Linked DNA regions of Homo sapiens: all the other regions are linked to region 1. A link is a loop called in an ENCODE intact Hi-C map of the cell type or tissue named here. Cell type or tissue: IMR-90. All regions are shown on one strand.

Region 1 (2,500 bases):
GGAGCTATCCAGAAAAAGGCATTGTCATCATAGGAGATGCCAGCTTAATGCGTGACGTTGCCCCTGAAGACCTTCCAATGGGGCAAGAAATGTAGGTGGAAGACAGTGATAATGATCCTGACCCCGTGTAGGTGTAGGCTATTGTGTGGTTTGTGTTTTAGTTTTTAACAAAAAAGTTTAAAAATTAAAAAATTAAACAATATAAGAGCGCTTATAGAATACGGATATAAAAAGAGACAATATTTTTGTTCAGCTATACAGTGGATTTGTGTTTTCAGTGGAGTGTAATTACAAGAGTCAGAAAGTTAAAACAAAGTGAAAAGTTTATACTGTAAAAAAAGTTATAGTGGGCTAAGGTTAATTCATTATTGATGAGAGAAATTTTTTTGTACATTTTGTGTAGTCTAAGTGTACAGTGCTTGTAAAGTCTGCAGTAGCATACAGTAATGTCCAAGGCTTTCACATCCACTCACCACTCGCTCACTGACCCAGCCAGAGCAACTTCCAGTCCTGAAAGCTGCATTCATGGTGAGTGTCCTACACAGGTGCATCATTTTTATCTTTTATACCATATTTTTACTGTATCTTTTCTATGTTTAGATATGTAAATACCATTGTGTTACAATTGCCTACAGTATTCAGGACAATAACAGGCTGTACATGTTTGTTGCCTAGCAGCAGTAGGTGTGTAGTAGGCTCTTCTGTCTAGTTTTGTGAAAGTTCACACTATGATGTTTGCATAACAACAAAATCACCTATGGATGCGTTTCTCAGAATGTATCCCCATTGTTAAACGATGCATGGCTCTGTGTGTGTATGTGCAGGACTCTGTGTGTGTGGTATATGCATACCACATACGCACACATCCACACTATACTATGCACTCTACATATATACAACTACATAGGCAAATATAAAGCTGCATGTGCATAAATACACAAACAAACACACATACATATGTATAAAAGGTAATGTATTGATATTAATACTGACAATGTGTACTAAGCATATATTTATATACCCTTAAATGTATATTATTTTAATACATACTATATTATGTTATATACTAATACACTTTTTTAAAACTGAAAGAAATCTCGTTGCCAATTTGTGTTTCTAAATATGATGTCCATATTTTTTCTGATTTTATTACTATAGCTGTGATCACGTCATGTAACTTAATTTTGATGATGTTTCTCACAGTATAGTTTGAGGGTATCCAGCCTCAGATTATCTGAGGATGTAGCTCAAGATTTCCTAATTTTGCAAACAGCAAGCTTCCCAGGAGATTCTTAGATTCCTGCTAACAAAAGGCGGAGACTCACTGGACAGTTACTGAAGATAGACAGTAGGGGGCGGAAGGGCCCACGCTTCTTTGATATTGGTGGCTTTGGTTTTTCAGTGACGGGGGACACTTTGACTTCAGGTATGTTCTGCATTTAGAATTTTCAAATGAACGTTTCTTGTCTGTTCCCTTCTTTTTTCTGCCTCCAAACATAATGTCTATCATTGTAAAAGTAATAAAAAATCACTGAACAAAATTTGGAAAATACCAAATGAATAACAATAGAAATAAAGTAAAAAAAGAACCACTCAAATTCCCATCATCAAGAAATAAACATTCTGATAATATTTAATTTTATTTTCCTATATATATTGTGTGTGTGTATATATGTATGTGTATATATATACATATATTCAAAATGTATTATAACACAAAATGTATAAAATATATAATAGTATAAACAAAATTATATTATATATGTCATTTTCATGTCATATGTCAGATATAGCATATTAATACATACCCAGTTTTCTAAAATGCTGATCTCTTTGAAATATTCAATTATCAATTGTGTTTCTTTCCTCACTGAAGTTCCTTTTTACGACTTTTGGTAGTGAAGAGATAAAGTTCATTACAAAACATGCCAGGCTTAAGCAATTTTCCAAAGGGATTAACGAATTGCAGTGGCCGCAGGCTATGTAAAAATTTTTAAAAGGTGGTGTCTCTCATATTCTTCAGCATAACTTGGGTCACAGAAACCCAGGCATAAAAATTCATTGTGAACTCATATTCTACCATGGCCTGACACTGGTAAGTTATTTTGTTGCAAAAGCCTTAAGCAATTTGAGATGTCGAAGCACGTTTTCAAGAGTTAGCACATCTCCATTGTCTATAAACTGCATGCATATTTTATGCCTAAAAAATATTTCATCTTCTGATTTTCTAGCTTTCTTCTGCAGGTTGTTTTTTTTTTTTTAGAATATTTTTCAATCATTTTAATTCTCTATTGTAAAACTTGGAAATCTCTACTTATGGACTGCCAAGAACAGTCTGAAATTAAATCAATTTACTCTCACTCTTAGTGAATATTTTGGGAGTGCTAGGTATTGAATGTGTCCCCCAAAAGTTCATGTGTTAGAAATGTAATCCTTCTGCCCCTATGATGAGATGAATGGATGAATGAGGGCTCTGTTCTCATGACGGGATGAATGTTGC
Region 2 (2,500 bases), 750 kb after region 1:
GAAATGGTTGAACTTTGTTGTGTGTGAAGCATGCCTCAATAAGACTGAAATTATTATTATCCATCACTGTATAACAAACTATCCCAGGACATAGTGGCTTAGAACAACATACCTTTATGATCTCAGCTTCTTTGGGTCCGAGATCTGGCACAGCTCGGCTGGAACCTTCCACAGGCTGCAGCCAGCAGCAGCTGGGCTGTGGTCACCACATAGCTCAGCCAGGAAGGGGTCACTTCCAAGCCACAGGGCTGTTGGCCAGACGTGGCTGCTCACAGGCTGTTGGTTGGAGGCCGCCCTCAGGTCCCTGCCTCTCCATGGAAGCTTTCTACACCACGGCAGCTTGCTTCATGAAGCACCAACTCAGGAGGGCAGTGGAGCCTGCTACCTGGGCAATCACGTTTTGTAACCTAATAATTGAAATGAGACCCCTCACTTTTGCTGAGTTCTGCTGGGGAGAACAAAGTCACTAAGTCCAGCCCCCTCTCCAGAGGCTAGGGTACCCAAGGCTGGTGTGAATATCAGGGGACGGGTGTTATCGGCAGCTGTTTAGAAGTCTGCCCACCACAAATATATCTCTAAGGACCACCAGGAACATTTTCTCTAATGAAAAGTTTACTTTTCACACCTGTAAATTACCTGTAGAAAAACTTTAAAATGTTTAAAATGTACAAATACAAAGGGTCTTTTGGACCCAGACAGCACATGACAATTATGTTTTCAGGTGTGCTGACACCTCACTCTGCTGAGAGTTAAGTCTGTGAGTTGTCTCCACCAAGAGCTCCTCGTTTGAATCACCCTGCGAGAACTTTGCTTCCTTCAAGAACCCTCATTCATAAAAACAATGCATAGAATTTGAACACGTTGGTATTTTTTTTTTTAAAAAAAAAAAAGGAACTCAGTTTAGAAAACACCAAAAAGAACAAAGATGTGCAGTGAGGCTGGTGCCGCGTCACAGTGGCTCCAAAAGAATTCCTGGAGAGGTTGAGCGTGCAGAGGTCATGGTGTTCCTGCCCCGCTGCTGTATTTGGTTATAAACAAGCCAAAGGAATTGCTCAGGACACTGGCAAGTGTTTCCCCCGATGTTGCTTCTGCTGTTGTTCATTCATTTCTTTCCAAACAAAATCGAGAAAGCTGAATGCACATTTTGGTAATCAAAAGTTGTGGAGAAATAGGGAGTCTAAACCCTCCCTCTGGAAGTGAAGAGCTTCAACGATAACATTTGGCCGGTTTGTTTTCTCGTGTTTACTCGGTCCGTTACCATAGGAATGTTTTCATATACAAACACTAAGCCTTGGCAGGCGAGGCCCCTTCGGGTACCTAAGACCCCATCTGCTGCACGCAGGGCCTGAGTCTTCCATGCTTTCTCTGTGATTCAGTTTTAACAACATTACAGCTCACGACTCATAAATGCCTTAGATGATTGTTTGTTCGTAACAACACAGATTTTAAGAGATAGCGAGACAGTCAGCCTGAACCCAGAAGAATAATTTACCTTCAGCTCGCATGTTCAGAAGTCACTGTGGAACTCCCAATAGGTGAAATCTTGTTAGATCTCTGAATTTTAAGGTAAATCATATCAACCTTCAGATTTGAGAGAGATATGTAAACTAATACCGATTTTTGTAAAAGGATCTGAGGGATGCCTCATGTTGATGATAGACTGGCTTGGGCCTAGAAAGCCTATGTAGTGATGGTGTTTTTAACTGTGATTTGAATTGGTTTCGTACTCCCCCTTCCTCCTCCCCTTTCCACCCCGTCCCCCACCCCGCCCAGCCCTCGTGTCACTAACTAGCTGTGTGACTTGCAGGCATATCTGACACTCTGTGAGCATCTGTCCCTTCTCTACATTATGGTGGTGTTTTCTCCATGGGCTTTTTGTAAATACTAAACCAGAGAAGAAATCACTGCAGCCTGTTGCCTGTTCTCACTTTTCTCCCCCTTCTTTTTTTCCCCTAATCTTGCCTAAGAGAATTAGGTTCATTAAAGAATAGTAATAAGGAAATTACCCTATTGTGGCCATTTTGGCCAAAGCTGTAAGGCCCTGAGGCTATAATGTTCTCAAAACAATTTCTGTTTTCAAGGTATGTGGTCACCTAATCACTTCAATCCCCACCGGGGCCATAACAGAAGATTGCCACTTTGCTAATTTTACAGATAAAGAATCTGAAGAGAAACGAAGACGGGCAATTTAGAAACACAGCTGTCACTACAAAATTGAATCTACTTGTGTCTAAAAGTAACTGTGTATTCAATGCTTGGGCTCAAATAATAAAAGAAAGAAAAAGAAAAGAGAACAGAAAACTAAAAAGTTGTTGCATAGATAAGTGAGTGTTATGGCTAATACATTTTTGTCAATAAGCTTAAAAAATTGAGAAAATTATGCTTAGAAAATTATGTTTCTTTTTTTTTTGAGACGTAGTCTCACTGTGTCGCCAAGCTGGAGTGCAGTGGTGTGGTCTCAGCTCACTGTGACCTCTGCCTCCTGGGTTCAAGGAATTCT
Region 3 (2,500 bases), 1.4 Mb after region 1:
GTGATCCACCTGCCTCGGCCTCCCAAAGTGCTGGGATCACAGGAGTGAGCCACTGTGTCCAGCTCATTTCCTCATTTATAAACGGGGGTGTCTGCCTGCTCTTCTCATAGGATTTTTGTGAGAATCAAATAAGGCAAAAACACTTAGTAAATTTTGCAGCTCTGCGGAAAGTATGGACTTAACACGAAGCTCTGTGATTATTATTTCTTAGACACATATGTTCACAAATGCTGGTCGATACTGTCTTCCTTGTGTCTGTTGCCTCCGTGTGTGATGTTTGAGCCTTTAGCCACGAGAGGAAAATGAGTAAGACCAGAGATTTGTGGACAAGCCCATCACCCTGGGGGGCACACCAGGCTCCAGCCAAAGGTGGGATAAAAGCCCTTTGCAAAAATGATGATGATGACAATAAGGTGTCTAAGTCACAAAGCATGACTGCACTTTCCTCTTCACTGTGAGGACCAAATATTCATTTTATACATGGCTATGTTCCATGTGTAACTATATATATAGCAAAACATGTTTGACAGTAAGGTTACTATATCCAAAAGACTCCTAGCCTCACACCTATTCAGCTATGGACTCCTGTGATCAAACGTTTGCAGCAAGAAATGTTCTTAAATCTGTAACGTTAAAATAGTTGCTTGAGTAACTTCAGAGGCTCAACTAATCATTCAATTGCTATCGATCACCCTACTAGCTCCAATACTTACACCTGGTGCAGACTGGCCCTTGGAAGAAGCTCTTAACTGAAAATAGCAATGAAGAGACACAACTCAATTGCACTTTCTAACTAGATTTCTATAAAAACCATTTAACTAGTAACTAAACATCACTGTGTAGTTTTAGAAAATTCAATCTAGCCAGCGAACGCAAGTAGTTTTACAGGCTTAGGAAACCAAGTGCTGCTTTGCCTCTCAGAACGGCTTGTTTTTGTCATTTATATTGCTGTGGTTTTAATATCAAATTACTTGATTTTTGAATGTCACAATACTCTCTGGTTTTTATATGAATAAAAGTAATGAAAGAGAAATCTATTAAATCAGATCTCACCTTACAAAATATTTGTATTTCCGAGAAGTTTCAGGTCAAACATGTTCTACTTTAAACAAACTGGGCCAGATTTACTGTTCCAGGGAATTTGCATTGAATCATTCAAATAAACAGTCATTACCCACTTCTCATTTATTCCCTATGAAACGGTGTCCTTTAACAATTTTTAAATTGCAGTCACAAGCCTTATTTTGTCCTTTTTTGGTAAAGTATTTTGCTCCAGGGTTTTTCTATACAGAGAGAGAAAACAAGTTGAATTAGAGAATTGTGTAAGAAAACATTCCTCTTGCTGAAGCTTAATTTTTAAACACTGAGTCTGTGGGAAGTGAAAACTGTTTTATCTGAGCAACTGTGAAAGCACAATAATCTTAAACTGAAATTTGGGCTGGAGCATCTCGGAGATGGAGGACCACACCTACCTCATCATTTCTTCCAGGACTCTCCTTGGTTTCTACGAAAATGACCAGACATCCATGCTGATGACAGAGCAGAAACCACAGCAAAGTGAGCTGAGTCACCGACTCCATTAACTACTCTCCAGATTGTTACTTACTCACAGGGAAAAAAAAAAAAATCAGGGAGAACAAATCTTTGCAAACTGCCCTAATCCCAGGCTTGTGTCAAGCAAATATATTGTGGAATGAGTTCTTTCTTAAAGTAAGAATAGATTTACAGCACATGATTGGGGTGAAATACTGAAAAAATACAATTTAACCTCATAAAGGGAAAGCAGTAAAAAGCTTAGAGGTCTTCATTCACCAACGCAGCAGCTCAGAGGCATGAAACCTAATAGAGGAAATTGAATCTAATATTCACTTTCTCCCGTGCCTGACTTCCTTCTAGCCTCTGTATTATTCATTCCATCTTTTTAAGAATGGAAACAGCACAGGCCTGTATGTTTCCTGCTAGGAAAATGCTTACTGGACGGATACAAATGTTGGCTCTGTTTTACTACTAAAAACACTACTTATATTAAAAATATTTTTTAAAATACAGAAAAGGAAGGAAGAAAGAATGGGAGGGAGAGAGGGAGGAATGGGAGGAAGGAAGGAATGTATTTGATGGAAAAAAATCTCATTTTCCCACTTGACATTTTAAAAGGTGATTCAAATAAATATAAATCTTAATAAATATTTTTAATTTTTTTTTTTTACAAAATCTGTGACTCAATTTCTTCTTCTTCTTCTTTTTTTTTTTTTTTTCCAGTTGGAGTCTCACTCTGTAGCCCAAGCTGCAGTGCAGTGGTGCGATCTTGGCTCACTGCAACTTTCACCTCTGGGGCTCAAGCGACTTTCCTGCCTCAGCCTCCCAAGTAGCTGAGACTACAGGTGCATGCCACCACACCCAGTTCATTGTTTTGTATTTTTAGTAGAGACGGGATTTCATCATGTTACCCTGGGTGGTCTGGAACTACTGAGCTCAGGCGATCCACCCACCTCAGCCTCCC

The links. A loop is a pair of places that touch in the nucleus more often than their neighbours do. Peaks named below come from ENCODE experiments on the same cell type or tissue, not always from the same donor. Only the 100,000 strongest peaks of a DNase experiment are listed, where the experiment ranks them.
Region 2: a loop joins it to region 1, with 2.6 times the contacts of the local background. A loop is called at or near these places in 10 of 110 quality-filtered maps.
Region 3: a loop joins it to region 1, with 5 times the contacts of the local background. A loop is called at or near these places in 74 of 110 quality-filtered maps.

Annotation. Positions count from the first base shown.
Region 1 is chr10:4,655,629-4,658,128 of GRCh38, reverse strand. It overlaps MANCR (mitotically associated long non coding RNA), which reads left to right. Exons shown (of 4, transcript NR_024475.1): 3 at 404-528. LINC00705 (long intergenic non-protein coding RNA 705) reads right to left here and starts at 1,973. Exons shown (of 3, transcript NR_015425.1): 1 at 1,809-1,973. In IMR-90, a CTCF peak has its summit at 1,348 (motif pointing right); a DNase peak (open chromatin) is centred at 1,358.
Region 2 is chr10:3,905,461-3,907,960 of GRCh38, reverse strand. No RefSeq gene overlaps it. Among named protein-coding and RNA genes, the nearest start is that of LINC02660, 5.3 kb to the left of the region's middle. In IMR-90, no CTCF peak of the experiment used is centred here; DNase peaks (open chromatin) are centred at 240, 1,070 and 1,310; H3K4me3 peaks cover 415 bases; H3K27ac peaks cover 1,884 bases.
Region 3 is chr10:3,248,114-3,250,613 of GRCh38, reverse strand. The region is part of intron 2 of LINC02668 (long intergenic non-protein coding RNA 2668); the gene reads left to right. LOC105376353 (mucin-5AC-like) reads right to left here and starts at 1,600. Exons shown (of 3, transcript NR_164119.1): 1 at 1,473-1,600; 2 at 1,054-1,283. RefSeq lists an enhancer at 675-1,874. In IMR-90, no CTCF peak of the experiment used is centred here; a DNase peak (open chromatin) is centred at 1,543; H3K4me3 peaks cover 454 bases; H3K27ac peaks cover 2,243 bases.